Regions from separate parts of the Homo sapiens genome. Here region 2 is linked to region 1. The links are chromatin loops, found by intact Hi-C in ENCODE. Cell type or tissue: HCT116. All regions are shown on one strand.

Evidence for each region. Peaks named below come from ENCODE experiments on the same cell type or tissue, not always from the same donor. Only the 100,000 strongest peaks of a DNase experiment are listed, where the experiment ranks them.
Region 2: it touches region 1 in a loop (14-fold over the local background); 9 of 110 quality-filtered maps call a loop at or near these places.

Annotation. Positions count from the first base shown.
Region 1 is chr11:75,893,358-75,901,357 of GRCh38, reverse strand. All of the region lies in intron 5 of UVRAG (UV radiation resistance associated), which reads right to left. Among named protein-coding and RNA genes, the nearest start is that of UVRAG, 82 kb to the right of the region's middle. In HCT116, a CTCF peak has its summit at 4,348 (motif pointing left); a DNase peak (open chromatin) is centred at 4,337.
Region 2 is chr11:76,676,164-76,684,163 of GRCh38, reverse strand. It overlaps the pseudogene GUCY2EP. Among named protein-coding and RNA genes, the nearest start is that of LRRC32, 9.4 kb to the right of the region's middle. In HCT116, a CTCF peak has its summit at 3,158 (motif pointing right); a DNase peak (open chromatin) is centred at 3,163.

The DNA of each region.
Region 1 (8,000 bases):
CATAAAACCATAAGTGAGCTTTGAAAATAGTCGTCTTCTACTTAACCTAGGTAAAATAAGAAATCTTGATGGGCAAGGGAAAAAAAAACAATGGCTCATCCTACTACTTGAGCACATTTTCAGATGCAATGAGTATACTTTTTTAAAAATACAGTGTTTGTTTGTATGACTACAGCTACCTAATGAATCAGTAGACAGCCTGTGTTCCTAGGTGTATATGTTCATTTGGACATTAATAACACTTCTAGGCATCAGCCAAGTTTAAGCCGAATAAAACTGTGTACGTATCTCTGTTAAGCATCATCAAGCCTTAGACACCCCTGGCTCTGAGATCTGACGAAGCCCAGATACTGAGTAGTTAAGGAGGAAAGGTGAGACCTCTTCTTAGACAATTAACCTGAGCTGAATGAGTACATCCCCTCAGATTTGGCCCAGTGTTTGAGACAACAGAGGATGTTTTTCCTCTCCTTTAAAACAGTGAGAAGCACTGAGAAATAAGAATAGTGTCATTAAGCAAAGATATACAGATCCTGAAATTAAAATTAATTATTTTAAATTTAAATCAACAGAGATGAAGATGTTTTTGTTCATACTTCAAATATTCTCAGAAAATAATCACAATCACAGGCACACACTCCAAGTATGAAGTGGACTAAGTGCCTTCAATGCTACTCCATGACATGAGGACTGAAAGTAACCCTGCTGAAGTAGCCGTCCCTTAAGCAAAAAGTCTACCTTAAAACAGAGATGGGAACAACGTGATCCTAGTAGACTTCATTCACTCATGGAAAAATATTCAGTAAGCAAAGTCTGAGACTTTAAAGCTGAGTAAGGCATAACCTCAGCCCTAAAGGAGCATACACCCTAATAGGAAGAAAGGATGTATGGCCAAATTACTATAACGGTGAAAGCAGAGAGAAAGAAGAGAAGGCAACAGTGACAGCATGTTAACTAGCATTCGTGGAGAGAGAAAAAAAGAGAATGAGGGAAGATTCCCAGCTTTGTACAACAGTTGAAACAGAAATTAACTTACAGGATGGGGTGAGGAGGCTCAAAAATGCCCTCTATACAAATCTAAAAAAGAATGGTGAAAACAAGTTTTCAAAATATTAAACAAAACAAAATTTTAAACTCTCTGAATCCCCTGGTGAGAACAAGTCGAACTCTGTTTCTGTTTACTTCTCAAGAATCTAAAACATCTATATAAAGAACCATACTTGGCTTTGAATTTTACAGTATTAAAAGTTCTCAAAAGCTCAAAAATTGTGCTAAGAAGACAAGATCCTCCAAATTCATAACAGGAAACGTGGCATTTTCCCAGATTATTCTCTGGCTTCAATGAAGAGAGAGAATGGGGACCACACTGCAGCAGCAGGGTTTATAAATATGAATTACAGGATAAGATGATTTTCCAAACACCTGTCAAAAGCTAATTCAATCCAAGAGAAAAGGGGGAAAAAAGACTCAGAGGGAAGCCAAATACAGTGACTAATGTGTGGAACTTTTGTGGACTTCAGTGGGTTGATGGTCTCATGGGCATTGCATGCCCACTCTACAATAATAAATGCACAAAGTCTGTAGAATAAAGCACTTTGATACTGTTCAAAGTGTTTGCACGTGTTCTCTCTCATTTGATTCCCACAATGCACAACTAGTTATGCTTTGTGCTGGTTAATGTGAAGGCAGAGACTTGGTACGCTGTCACACTATATGAAGTGGGAAGAAATGTGGAGATGTCATACAGCATAGCGGTTAAGAAAACAAGCCTTCAAATGAATGAGACCTGGGCTCGAATCATGGATCTGCTATTCACCACCTATGCCATCTTGCTTGGGGCAGTAGTTTAATGCCTTCTTCTAAGGTACTTCACTCATAAAAGCAGGAGAACTACCTCATGGGGCTGTTATACACAAATTAAATAAAAATACATAACCTTTCTGACATAGTGTCTCATAGCAGGCACTCAGTAAATGAAAACTGGCAATGGTAGTTTTTTTAAAGCTCTGTATTCCTGAGAAGAGAAATGGAAGAAATATTTAAAAATAAAATAAATAAAAGCTCTATACTTACCTAGTATAATACTGTTAGTACACAATCACACCAGCTCAAATAGTTCAGAAATAAAATTTTACCCTGGATTTAATCTGGGTTCAGATCTCTAGATGCTTTATAATAAAGCAAGCAGCTATTATAAACAGTCCCTGAGGATTTTCCCAGTCTTTCTTTGTTCTATTTTGTAAGGCAGGGGAAAGGAAAACCAAACAGAATATGCATAGGAATGGACTTTTTAAATGATTTTTTTTCCAACTTTTCCTTGATAATGTACTAAAAGACCTGGGCAGAAATACACCATATCCAGCTCTTTGTTATTAAAATATTGGCTTTACTTGGGACAGTTAATCCCTACTTCTGAATGATGTTCTGCTTGCGTACTGTTTGGGACGTGCTTTGGAAACAAGTTAGTATCCATTAGTATGACTAGCAAGAGGAAATAACCACCTATTTAATTTCTCAGTTCTACAAAGTTAACTACATGGAAATCTCTTAACTTCTCTGGGTTTCAGCATCTTCATCCTGAAAATGAAAATACTACTACTTGCCCCCCTAAGACGCTATAAGTTAAAGGAGATGTCGCTAACAGTATATAATCACAGTGAAATTAAATGATGGAAGAAACCTCAAACAAAAATTAAATGATGAAAATCTTCTATCACATCACCTCTTCACAGGTGACGTAGTATAACGAAGAAAGTGCACGTCTATAAAGAGGGAGAGATGTGTTCTGATCCAGGTTCTGCCACAACTCATCCTAACATCTTGGCCATTCATTTTTATTCCATAAGTACTTACTATATACCTATTAGATGCCTGCTACTGAGCCTGGTATTACAAAGTTAAAATACAGTTTGTACCTTCTAGAAAGAGAGAGAGATAGACAATTCAAAAAACTACAATAAACTCAAGAGCTACTAACAGAGGTATGTCAAAAGGGCTTCAGGAGCAAAGAGAAAGGGGCAATTCATTGTACAGAAATGATTAAGTCACGGAATGAAAGGAAGTCACTTTGCCCCTCTGTGACTCAATTTCTTTTAAGCAAATAATGATAAATTGGCCCTACCTTCCTCTAAGGTTGTTATAAGGCTGGAATAAATGAATTACAGACAAAACTCTAAAGATTAAAGAGCTATGGGCCAGGCGCAGTGGCTCACGCCTGTAATCCCAGCACTTTGGGAGGCCGAGGCGGGTGGATCACGAGGTCAGGAGTTCAAGACCAGCCTGGACAAGATGCTGAAACCCCATCTCTACTAAAAACACAAAAAAATTAGCCGGGCGTGGTGGCAGGCCCCTGTAATCCCAGCCACTCGGGAGGCTGAGAGAGAGAATTGCTTGAACCCAGGAGGCGGAGCTTGCAGTGAGCCGAGATCGCGCCACTGCACTCCAGCCTGGGTGACAGAACGAGACTTGTCCAAAAAAAAAAAAAAAAAATTAAAGAGCTATGAAGGTAAGTATATAGATATATAGAGATAAATAAATTATAGCAGCTGGTAGCTCATGCCTGTAATCCCAGCACTTTGGGAAGCCGAGGTGGGCAGATCACTTGAGGTCAGGAGTTCGAGACCAGCCTGGACAACATGGTGAAACCCCATCTCTACTAAAAATACAAAAATTAGCTGGGTGTGGTGGCGGATGCCTATAATCCCAGCTACTCGGGAGGCTGAAGCAGGTAACCGATTGAACCTGGGAGGCAGAGGTTGCAGTGAGCCGAGATCATGCCACTGCACTCCAGCCTGGGTGACAGAATGAGATGCCATCTCAAAAATAATAATAATAAATAAAATAAATTATAGCTATGTCTAAGTTATCATCTGTAGCATAGAGCTAACTTGCCATGTCAAGTTCAATAAATCATGAGCCCCCTGAACGTCAGTTTTTCCATCTACAAAATAAGAGTGTTGGGCTAGATAACTAATATTCCCTGCGGTGTTATCCAGCTAATTAGGATTTTCTTACTTTTGAGATGAGGAACCTAAAACTGAGAGAAGTTAAGTGATTTGCTAAGCAACACAGTACCAGAACAAATTGAAAAATATAAAATAAGGAGTTTTCATTTGTTCAGGCTTTCAAAACAGATCCTGAAACTTTTTATACCTAAATCTTCAATCTCAGCCTATGTACTCGAGACGATCAAGTTATATGGTTATTTTTGTGAAATTCATCACCAAATTGCTATTTCAATATCTTGGGTTTCTTTCATCCACAAAGATTTGCTCCTTTTGACTTGGATTCTATGCCTGCTCTAATTTTTTCCATTAAAGTGAGAAAGTATTGCCATCTACTGGACTCTAAAGATATTACCGCTGTAGCTTCTAGTCAGAAAAATGAAATTCTTACTTGTATCTCTATGTATCTATATACTTACCTTCACAGCTCTTTAATCTTTAGAGATTTGTCTATAAGTAATTTCACTCCAGCCTTATAACAACTGGTCTAATGCTTTTGCACCTTATCAATAGCACAAAAGTTGGAGTAATTATGCCAATATGAGTTACATAAAAATAAATACCAAAAGTTGAGGCTGGAGGTAACCCAGGGTGGAACAAATATCATCTACTCAAGATTTTTATTCTCAATGATTGCTGTGATAGCCCTAAACACAGCAAGCATTCACCTTCATTCACTAACAAAGTTTTACTGAGAGCCTACTACATACCAGGCACTGTGCTAGAGATATAGTGTTAATACAATGGTAAGCATTAGAGATGTAATTCCTCTTATCATAGGATTTAGAGCCTAGTGAGTAGAAGTTTCCATTTACTGGAGTAATAGTTGTCAGGAGTGCCTATAATTAAACTTATATCAATCTGACTCCAATATCCATATTCCTAACGACTAGGACTGTGCATTCATAAAAAGCAGCTGTCAGCAGTCCCACAAAAGACGAGTGGTCACCAAAATGAAATAAAGGCAAAGATAATCTTACCTGTATACATTAAAGGCAAAATCCTGAATAGGGATCTGAAAGATTTCCAGCTTACTGACTCAACAGCTTTTTATTTATCATCCTCCCCTAATCACCATCATAGCGGTTAAACCCACCTAGAAAACCCCTGTAGAAATCTCTAAAGGTCACCCAGCCTTATTCACCAACCTCCACACCAACTTCAAGGTATAACAAAGCTCCTCTTTGCTTCCCAATAGTCACCAAACATTAAAACCTCTTCCTGAAGTGCTCTTCAAATTATTTAAGGTTCTGCTATAACTTACCTGCATTATCTGCAAGATGCAAACAAATGACACCAAAAACAATTTTTCAAACTAAACTCATTTGTAAACTGCATGTCTTCTGGAATATATACTGTCTTATCTCCTCAACAAAGAAAATAAATTTTGAATCCATGTCTTATACTTTTGTATCCCACAGTACCTAGTTTAATAATAGGCTTGTAGTAGGCGCTTGACATTTTTTGCCAGGAAAAAAAATCATGAATCACTTTTACAACTAAGACAAAAATTTGCATCATCACTTATTCAACTTCTCTTTTGTCTGAATTGCTATTAAATACTTAAGATTGCAGTATCTGGCCAGGTGTGGTGGCTCACGCCTGTAATCCCAACACTTCGGGAGGCCAAGGTAGGAGGATCATTTGAGCCCAGAAGTTCAAGACCATCCTGGGCAACACAGTGAGACCTCATCTCTATTTTTTTTTCCTTTAAAAAAAAAAAAACAGAGTGCCACATTTGTATGCCAAATAAAGACCATTTTGCTACATACGCTTAACCAGAATATATCACTCCCTAACAATGCCAGAAGAGGTTACTGAACAAAGGATTAAAATCCAGTATTTATTTTAATGAAAAATTTTTCAGTGTATTAGGTAGTGTCCAACACACTCCTGGAAGTGAAAATGAACTACTTAGCCATTGTATTCTATAGTTAAGAGATTTTGGTTCCTAAAAACTCAACAGAAAGATGTAAAGCCTTTGGGAGAAGCAGATAAACAAAGAGGGAAAAGTTATGAACAGATAAGTAATTTCAGCTTTTAGATCCATAGTGCCTGAAGACATATTAAGATAATGTAGACAGAGGGAGTATTAACATCAACAAAATCATCAGCAATAATAATAAAACTGTTTCTGGTCACAGCTAATGTAAAAAAGAAGAATGCCAAAGAACTGGTCAACAAAAATTTTAGGCATTATTGAAAGCTGCTTTAAAATGTGCTCTGTCATTGCTTCCTAAGGGTAACTTTTCCTCTTCTGTATAAAACACTCATTCTTAAAATTTAATCCTGTTCTCAAAGCCTTGTTGCTTCAGCATTTTTAAAGTTTTAAACGAAATACTTCAAAACTATATGATATCCATTTATAATTATTGTGATTACAAATATATTTGGACATAATGCTACCCCCACACTACATGTTTCTTTTTATCTTTTGTTTCCTTTTCTGTTACCTACCAAGTTGACAAAGCTTTCTATACTTTATTCCCTTTTTTCCTCTGCTAATTAGAAATCTATAATCTCTGCTTTCCATCTTTTTTTTTTTTTTTTTTTTGGTAGAGACGGGAGTCTCACTTTGTTGCCCAGGCTGGTCTCAAACTCCTGGCTTCAAGCGATCCTCCCACCTCAGCTTCCCAAAGTGCTAGGATTATACAGTCTGGGCAGGGTGCCTCAGCCTGTAATCCCCACACTTTGGGAGGCTGAGGAGGACGGATCACTTGGGATCAGGGGTTTGAGACCAAAGTGCTGGGATTACAGGTGTGAGCCAACACACTCAGCCCTCTGATTTTAGCCTTTACTAGGTATCCTTAAATTTTTAACATGTACACTTGACCAAAATTTTTTCTAGCAAATTCTAAAGTTGGTTACTATCTCTATCCTCCTCCCAAACAAATCAGTGATCTCAATGAGTCTTAACCCTTTGAACACCCACTCTCATTATTGTTGTCTAGGGCAATGCTTTTCACTCTCTGTGGGGAAAGACCAGTTGGCTGGAGTTTTTTTTTTCTTCATTCCATTGTGAACTGATACTTTTGTAAAATACAATGAAGAGTCACAATAACGTCAAATTGCTATAGAAGTTTTGAAACTTTTACCCTCACTTTTTCCACGTTGCTCACCACAGATTGTGACAGACAGTTCCTAGACAAGCAGCGGTCCAGACTACATTTTGAATAACAATGGCCTAGCTTCTTTCACCTTAAAACACATAGGTTTATCAGATATTTATTTTTGTTTGTTAGCTTACAGTCAGAAATTAAATTCACTAATGTTTTAACCATTTGTATACCCCTTGCTGTTTTCTTATACACTATATGCTCCCTTTGGTATCATCTTCTATGTGCATCATTCAGCATGGGTAAAGGGTCTGTGGGTAGTAAACTCTCAATCTTTATGCATTTAAAACTATCCCTGACAGGTGCAGTGGTTCACACCTATAATCCCTGCTACTCAGAGGTGGGACTGGGCAACAGAGTGAGACTCTGTCTCAATCAATAAAATGCTCTCTCACCCTCGCTTTTTTTTTTTTTCTGTCACATAGGCTAGAGTGCAATGGTGCGATCACAGCTCACTGCAGCCTCAAATTCCTGGCTCAAACAATCCTCCCACCTCAGCCTCCCAAGTAGCTTGGACTACAGCCATGTACCATGCCTGGCTAATTTTTTTTTTTTTTTTTTTTTTTTTTTGGTAGAGATAGTATTTCATTATGTTACCCTAGCTGGTCTCAAATTACCCTCACTCTTGACTGAAAGTTTACTAGAAACAATTAATAATTAACAGCGCATTGAAGACCTATTTCTTCTGGCATCTACTGCTGCTGATGAGAAGTCTGCTGTCAGCCTAATTTGTGAGTAATATTTCCTTTCTCGCTGGTAGCTTTTCAAATTTCCCCTTTTAGGATTATTCTTAAAGTTCTGCAGTTTCTCTAAGCTGTCTTTTCTCGGCCCTTTTTTTAATAGGGAGAGCCCCACTCAGCTTTTCGTGCTCATTTAGTGCTCA
Region 2 (8,000 bases), 780 kb before region 1:
CTGTGCCTATGCCTGTGGACATGTGTGGGTTGTCATTGTGTCTGTGTCTGCATGTATGTGCTCATCTGTGGGCATCTGTGCATGTTGTCTGTGTATATGTGCATTTATGTGTCCGTGTGTTTCTGTGTACATGCATTTATGGCCTTGGTGTGTCTACATGTATGTGGCTTTACTGTGTATGTTATGTGTCTGAGCGTGTCTGAGCACCAAAATCTGGGGCAGTGGTACATCCCTTCCTGTCCCAAAATCTGGGGCAGTGACACATGTATCTGTGTGCATACCATGTGTATCCATATGTGTGATGTGTGTCCAAGTACCTGTTGTGTGCATGTGTGCTGTTTGTCAGGGTGTGTCTAGATTCAGCCATGGGTCTTCATGCTCTTGGGCCCTCTGGAAGGCTGTATGGTGGGAGCAGCTCTTGCCCCTCTGCTCACTCCCTCAACTGCCCTTGCTGAGAAGGGCTGAGTCAGCTCTGTTCTTAGAGGCTCCTAAGGACTCTAGGAGGAAACTCTGGCTCCAGAGCTGACATACTGCATGTAACTAGACTCCCTACATTGGTCTGTTTTCACACTGCTATAAAGATACTACCTGAGACTGGGTAATTCATAAACAAAAGAGGTTTAATTGATTCACAGTTCTGCATGGTTGCGGAGGCCTCAGGAAACTTACAATCATGGCAGAAGGCAAAGGGAAGCAAGGCAACTCTTATATGGTGTTGAGAGAGAGAGAGAGAGAGAGAGAGAGAAGGGGGAAGCGCCCGACACTTACAAAACAACCAGATCTCATGAGAACTCACTCACTACCATGAGACCAGCCTGGGGAAACCACCCCCATGATCCAATCACCTCCCACCAGATCCCTCCCTTGACACGTCATTCAGATTACAATTCGAGATGAGATTTGGGTGGGGACACAGCCAAACCATATTTCCCCCCCACAACACACACCAGGGTTCTCACCTCTCTCTAACCTTCCTCCATCAGCTAGGGACAAAGGAAGAAGGCCCATGCCCACCTGGATCCTGCATCATGCCCCAGTCCGGGGCTGGCCGTTTCCTCCTGGGAGGCTTTATGTCTCATTTATTTCCCCACTTACCTGCTACCTGCTGTGGGCCAGGTGTGTGCCAGGAGCTTCATGCATATTGTCTCAACCATGCCCACTCTCTAAAATGAGAGTTATTTGCTCACTTTACAGATGAGGAACTGGAGGCTTGGAGGATGAAGTGCCTTGTATGTGTCAGCCCATCTGTCTCCTGATCTGAGGTGGTGATGCAGGGCTACAAAAGCCCAGAAAAACAGCAATGGTCCCTGGAGGGTTCCCAGGGGAGGCAGCCTCAGTGAGCACACAACTTCCTCTTCTGCAGAACAGGGGTGAGGACAGCACCTTCCAGGTGAGTCTGAGGAAGCCCTCAGGAGGAGCCAGCACGGCATTCGCATGGGCTTCCATGCACATGCTCAGATGGGACCCCAGAGATGGAGCCCCAAGTCATGGCTTTCATGATGAGTCAATGCCAGCTGGTGCCAATGAAGGCCCCCTGCCTTCCCCCCAGCAGCCTGTGACCATTCACCTGTCCCTTGGAGTACATTCCCAGCAAGGGGACATTCTGGCATTTCTAGAGGTTGGGTTCTCACTATGGCAGATGGAGCTATGGGCTTCCAGAAGGTCCTTGCAGGGCTGGGTGATCTGGAATTGCTTGGTCCCTGGTTCTGCAGGTGGGCACACTTTGAGATGGACTCCTTAGAAAAGCCCAAATACTTTAGCCTGGCATTCAAGGCCCTACACATGCTGGCCCCACCTCATCTGCCCCCTACACAACCAACTGTTTGGCTATGACACACTCCTTACACTTCTGCAAACCCCTCATGATGCGGCATCTTTGCTCTTGTTATTTTCTCTACCTAGATGACTTGTCCCTTTTTCAACACCTGGTGAATGCCTCTACATCCTTCAAAGTCCACCTAAAATGCCACCTTCTCCTGAAACCCTTTCCCAGTCCTCCTCGGTATGGAATTAGTAGCTGCCATGCCTGATCCTCACTTGACAGGAGGGACCTTATCTAGTTCCTTCCTTTAGTCCAATGCCCAGGAAGAGGCATGTACGAGAAAGCTGAATTGATGAATGAACAAATTAAGGAACTAACTAGCCCAAAGGCATCGAATAAATAATCTCCCCTCCCGCAATGCCAGCTCCTGAGGTCGCCTTTTGGTTTCTCCTCTGCTGTTCTCTGCATCTGAGCTTGGTTGATCTGATGCTTAGCTGGGATCCCGGCACACCAGGCACAGGCAGCATGTCAGCTCATGGCTCCCCTCGCAGCCCTGCCTCTGCTCACCACTGCCCTTATGCTGCAGTGGATGCCCTCACCTCCAACCCCTGCACCGGCCTGGAGGCTCTTTCCCAGCTCCCTGTTTCCCACTCCTTCTGGCTAACTCCTTCCTCTCCAAATCTCTGTTCCTCTGCCACTGCCTCCAGGAATCCTTCCCTGACACACTCCCTTTCATCCCAACGTGCTGTGGGAGGGGGACCTCCTCTGGCCCCTCAGCCCTGGGCCACCCTGTCCATCACTGACTACACTCTAGGTATGGTCTTGTGTCAGCCTCTCCCTGCAGAAGGGGGCTTCTGGAGGGCAAAGGTGGATCTGAACCCTGTTTGTGTGACCCCAGGGTCTGGCCAGTAAAGTTCAGTGGGGAAGAAATATGACAGATCAGGGGAGGTGAAGGAGGCTACTGTGGTGGCAGGTGAGCCTCCCTTTAAGGAAATCCACGTGCATGACAATCAAGATTTGCTCAAAAGACAGAGTGGAGTCTACACTCTCATAGAATGGGAGGTGAAGTGACACAGAGAAGGAGGGAAAGGCCACACATGTACTGAGCACCTGCTGTGTGCACCGTCTCAGGACCCTGCATCTTCATTGAGTGGTGAGGACACGAGGCTCTGAGAGGAGACTGACAAACCAAATGGGCTGCTGCGTTCCCCGGGGCTGTGGGACACCCAAGCCCGGCTCCTTCTCAAGGGCTGGCCATGCCACCTCCCATGTAGGCTCTGACCTGGCCTTCCCTGCACAAGTCCCTCTTGCTGGAGGCCCCAGTCTCTCCATCAGGACCAGCGCAGGTTTCCGCGGCCTGAGAGACTCTTTGAGCAATCCACTAGGGGGCAGGCAAGTTGTTCCAGAGTGAACCAGGAGCCCCTCTGGCAACCCAGGAGACTCGTGGGCCCCTCCCCAGCCCGCAGGCTCCCGGGGCTCCGCTGCCCAGCAGGGAGAGGGAGGAGGGGGATACATGGAGTGATGGGGCACCCCACGGAGGAGTCCCACGTGGGAAACTTCCCTGAATGACTGAAGCACAAAGAGAGTTCTTCAACAACTCTCCATTTCTCACTGGCGCACTGGGGAGCTGGATGTGGTTTTTGGCTCTGTCAAGTGCAGAGTGTGGGCTCCAGGATATGGAACCTGGCCCCTGTGCATCGTGAAACAGCAGATCTCAGGGTCCTGTCCCCACCGGAAAGGCCTGGCCCAAGTTGGCGTGTGTCCAGGATGTGTCCAGCCTCCAGACACTAACATTTTCTATGACATAACGCATAGGCGATCATCGTATACCATTCTTGCCTGGATGCTGGCTCCTGTGGCCTATCACACTCTCTCCTGGGAGGCAGTTGTGACTGCCCCATCTACAGACAGGAGAAGCATCTCTGATCTGTGGACATTTCCCCGTGAGCCACAAATTACCCTGACTGCTCTGCCTGGTCTCCTGGTGCAGAAATGGGTGATGGCCCTCTCTTCCCTGTCCTTCTCATGACAGCTCTCCACCACCTCCACAATCAGTCATCAAGTCCTGTGCGGCCTGCCACGATGGTCTCCGACTTCGGTCCACAACAAGGGCACCAGGCTTCATGCTGCTCTCTTGCCTCTATTCCCACCCCTAATCTACCTGCAACGCAGACCTTGCGACGTCACTTTTCGACTTAGCAAGTGTGCACTACTGATGACCAAGGGCCTTTGCTGAGGAGCTCCTGCCAGCTGGCCCTGCCAGCTCTCTCCCCTGGCTGCCCAGCCCCTTTCTATCCCTATGCCCTGGCCCGTCTTGTCCTTCCAAATCCCTCTGACCCCCAGTTTCAACCTAGAGAGTTTTTATTCTAAAAAGTATTCCTTTTAGTAGTTATATTTACCCATTAAGGCCTGGAGCCAGTGGCCTGGAGATAACCTTCCCCATCACTATTGTGTCCGGGTACAAAATCCTTCCAGCTTGAGGAACATCACAATATCGTCTCAGCATATTTTCAGAATTGTTATTACAGACATGGGCTGGTGGGAGCTGGCCATGAGGGCAGTCTCTGTTCTTCCCATGTGTTCACCTTGAGCCCACACTCTTCACTTTGACAGAAACTAAAACCACATCCAACTCCCCAGTGCAACTATGAGAAATGGAGAGTTGGTGAAGAATTCCTGGGAGCCAGAGAAGACAACGCATCATGGCTCACCACGCAGCCAAACTTCATGAACTTTTTAAAGCCTCAGTTCTCCTTCCCGGAGTCCCTTCCCTGGCAGCTGCTTCACCTTTCTCCATCCTTTTCCCATCACCCCTCATCCCCAAATCTCCGTGTTGTCCCCAGCCCACCAGCACCCAGCCTCAGCTTCCTTATTCATTGGTGGTTACCCAAAGAACAACTACAAGACTGGTCCAAGGTCCAGGAACCCTTTAAAGGGGTGGCTCAGGTCTCCCCAGGCACTGACTCCAAGGCTTCCCCTGTGGGCAGCCCATGGGAGGGTCTTTATTTCACTAGAAAGAAGGAACTAATGTGGATGGAATATCTGCAATGTACCTCTCACTTCCATCATGCAAGGCAAAGATTATTCTCTATTTTCGATGCAGCTACTGAGACTCAGTCCAAGGTCACCCAGCAAGCCAGTGGCAGAACTGGACCTCAACTCCAAAGCCCCCACCACCTGCACCACCCTGGTGGCCTTATGGGCCCCAGCCAAATACTATATGGAAAAAGGTGACTCAGACAAGGTCACCAGCTGCAAGGTAGGGCCCAGCGAATGGAGCTGGAGTAGGGTGCAGAGGACGGGGCAGGTGAGGCCAGGTGAAGCCAAGGCCAGCAGCCAGGTCTCTGGATGTGGATGGAAGAGTTGAGGGGGCAGATGCCAGAGTGTGCTATGGGCCCAGGTCAAGGTCAGAACTTGCAGGGTAGGTGGGACACGGAAGAATGAAAAGGCGGAGAAACTAATGAACTCTGGCCACCCGCCTGGGGAAGCCCACTGGAGGGCTGTTTCTTCCCACAGCCACCATGCCCTCTCACTTGGCCTCTTGGACTTATGTAGCAGGGAAATGAAGAGCTTTTTGAACTGGAGGCTCGGCTTTTTTTTTCCTTTTAATGGCATGGAAACCCCACAAGGTAGTTTCTGCAGCCCTCACCTCTGGTAACTCTAAATCAGGTGAAAGAGGGAGAGATAGATGGGAAGGAAGAGAGAGAGGGGGAGGGAGAGGCAGGAGAAAGAGAGAGGGAGAGGGACTTTGATAGAGCTAACTGGGCACAGCTAGGGAGAGCAAGAAAGGGGAGAGGAGATGGTGGAGGATGTATGTGGGTTCGTGATATAGAACCTGGCCCCAATGTGTGGTGAAAGAGACAGGAAAACGGGAAGTGTGACGTGGACTCAGACGCCCTGGGCCATCAAAGGCTTTTAAGCAGGAGGGTGACCTGGTCAAACCTGTGTTTTGGAGAGACTCCATCTTGCTGCCATGTGGGGCCTGAGTGGATGAGCGGGAAAAGAGATCCTGGGCCAGGAAGCAGCCCTGGGGAAAGGGCCAGGGGAGAAAACGCCAGGCCGAAGAGGGAGTGAGAGCCGGGAGCTTCCACCTTTAGAAATCAGGTGGAGGAGGAAGAGAAGGGCCCGCAGCAGGATCCTGAAGGAGATGCAAGAGAGGAGAGAGGAGGGCCAGGAGGGGGTGTTCCAAGGTGCCACGGGAAGAAGGCCATTAAAGGAGGAGGGGAAGCTGTGAAGAACATAGCCAAGGGACGTGGACACTGTCCCTCGGTCCGGCCACAGCAGTTCTGCCATGGATGTGCTTGCTGGAATGAGGGGCTGGAGACAGGTGGAGAGTGGAGGCAATGGAGGCAGCAAGAGTGGCTTTCTTGCAGGTAGCTCCCTTGTGGGTCTGGCTAGGAGGAGATGAGAGGAGGGGGCCACAGCTGAAGGGAACCTGGAAGACCCAGAAGGGGCTTGTGAAACAGGGGCGTGTACAAGAGGGCTTGCCCAGAATGTTCCCCAGGAGGCAGGTGCTGCCTCTGCCAGCAGGAAGCACAGCCCATCCACCAGGAGGCCAGGTGGTCACTGATGCCAGCAGAGGCAAGTTTGGTTTTGGGAGTCAGGTTCAGGCCTCAAATCCGGGTCTCCTGACCCCAGCACCACAGGAGAGAAAAACCAGCAAGCAGGCTGAAGTCACACAGCCTAGAAGAGGTCAGGGAGTGGCAGCCCTGAGGCCACATAACCCCTTTTTAAGCTTCCAGACCTTCAGAGGGATTGGCTTGGGGACAAGGCCTGGCATCCATCCCTCAGGAGACAGGATGCAGTACTCTGCATTCTGAAGCCCCAGCCCAGCTCCCAGGGCCTGAAGCTCACAGCATCCCAGCTGGATTAATTATGAGATTCCTGGGAGGCCAAAGGAGTCTGTCTGACTAATTTAGCCCAAACTATGTCCTTTCCCCTCCTTTCCTTTTTCACTTCAGGAAACCAGCCCTAGTGGAAGCCACTTGACTTATGTGTGGTCTGCTTCTGAGAAAAATCAGAGTCACAAGCCACGCGAGATGACAGCCTAGTTCCCATGACCATGTGCACCTGTGCCTGTGTGTACAGGCATGCTCACGTGTGTGCGTGTGTGCACGTCCATGCACACAGACGAGAGGCTTATCTGTGCTCTCTGCTGTGTGTGCACTGGGTTTGGGGAGCCTTGGTATTTTAAGTCTTTATTGTACATACTGGATGTGAGCTGTGTTTGTGTGCAATGTGTCTGGTATGTTTGTGAGTGTGGTGTTCGTGTAGGATGTATGGATATAGTGTGTGTACACGGTGTATGCTCAATGTACATGTTTGTGTTGTGTTTTGCACATGTGTTTAATTGAGAGTTGGATTTGTGCAGGATGTATGTAACCATGTGTGGTGACTGTGTGACTTTTGAGGGCGTCTCTGAAATGTCTGAATGTTTGTGAATCGTGTGTGTGCCTACGTGAAATTCGTGTATGAGGTCGATGCATGCTTGTTGCTTTCGTGAGTCGTGGCCCTGTGCATCTCATGTTGCCTCTGAGGGTGCATATGAAGGATGTGTGTGTGGCTGTGGCTGGGCTGTTGTTGCAGGTGCACTATGTCTGTGGGGCGAGTGCATGTGGCTCTCATCAGCAGGTGGAAAAATGTCATAGGGGAAGGGGGTGAAAATCCAATGTAGCAGAGAGGGCAGCCCCCTCTTGCCTCCTCCTTGCCCCTGTAGAGCCTCAGCTTCCCCTCAATGGATAATACTTGAAGGACTCTAGGAAGATCCTATGGTCATGAGGAAGCTGGCAACATGACTAGGACAAGATGGGGGCTCTGTGACCTGTGCCTAAGAAGACCCTGTCCCAGTGACAACTGGGTGTGCCCAGGCCTTCGCCCCCTCACTTGCCCCTTGAGGGCTTCCACCTGCCCCCCTGAGGAACGCTGTACCCTCATGCTGCCTACCCATACTGTCCCTGAGGGGCAGCCACAGCTACATTCTAGGCAGGTTTCCTCCCTACATCCCCTGACCACAGCCAGGGAAAGCTTGAAAACCACTTCTCTCTCCCTGAAACAAACCAGCACAAAGACCATAGCTGCTGCCAAAACCCTCAAATGCTGACCGGGGCAGGGAGCACCGCAAGCTGTGCCATTGACTGGTGAGGAACAGCTTAATACAAACGCACTCACCCTTCAAACTGCCCTAGTGGTCCATTGTCCATGGCTGCCCTCACTCTACTGGGTTCAGAGGTGAGGCCAC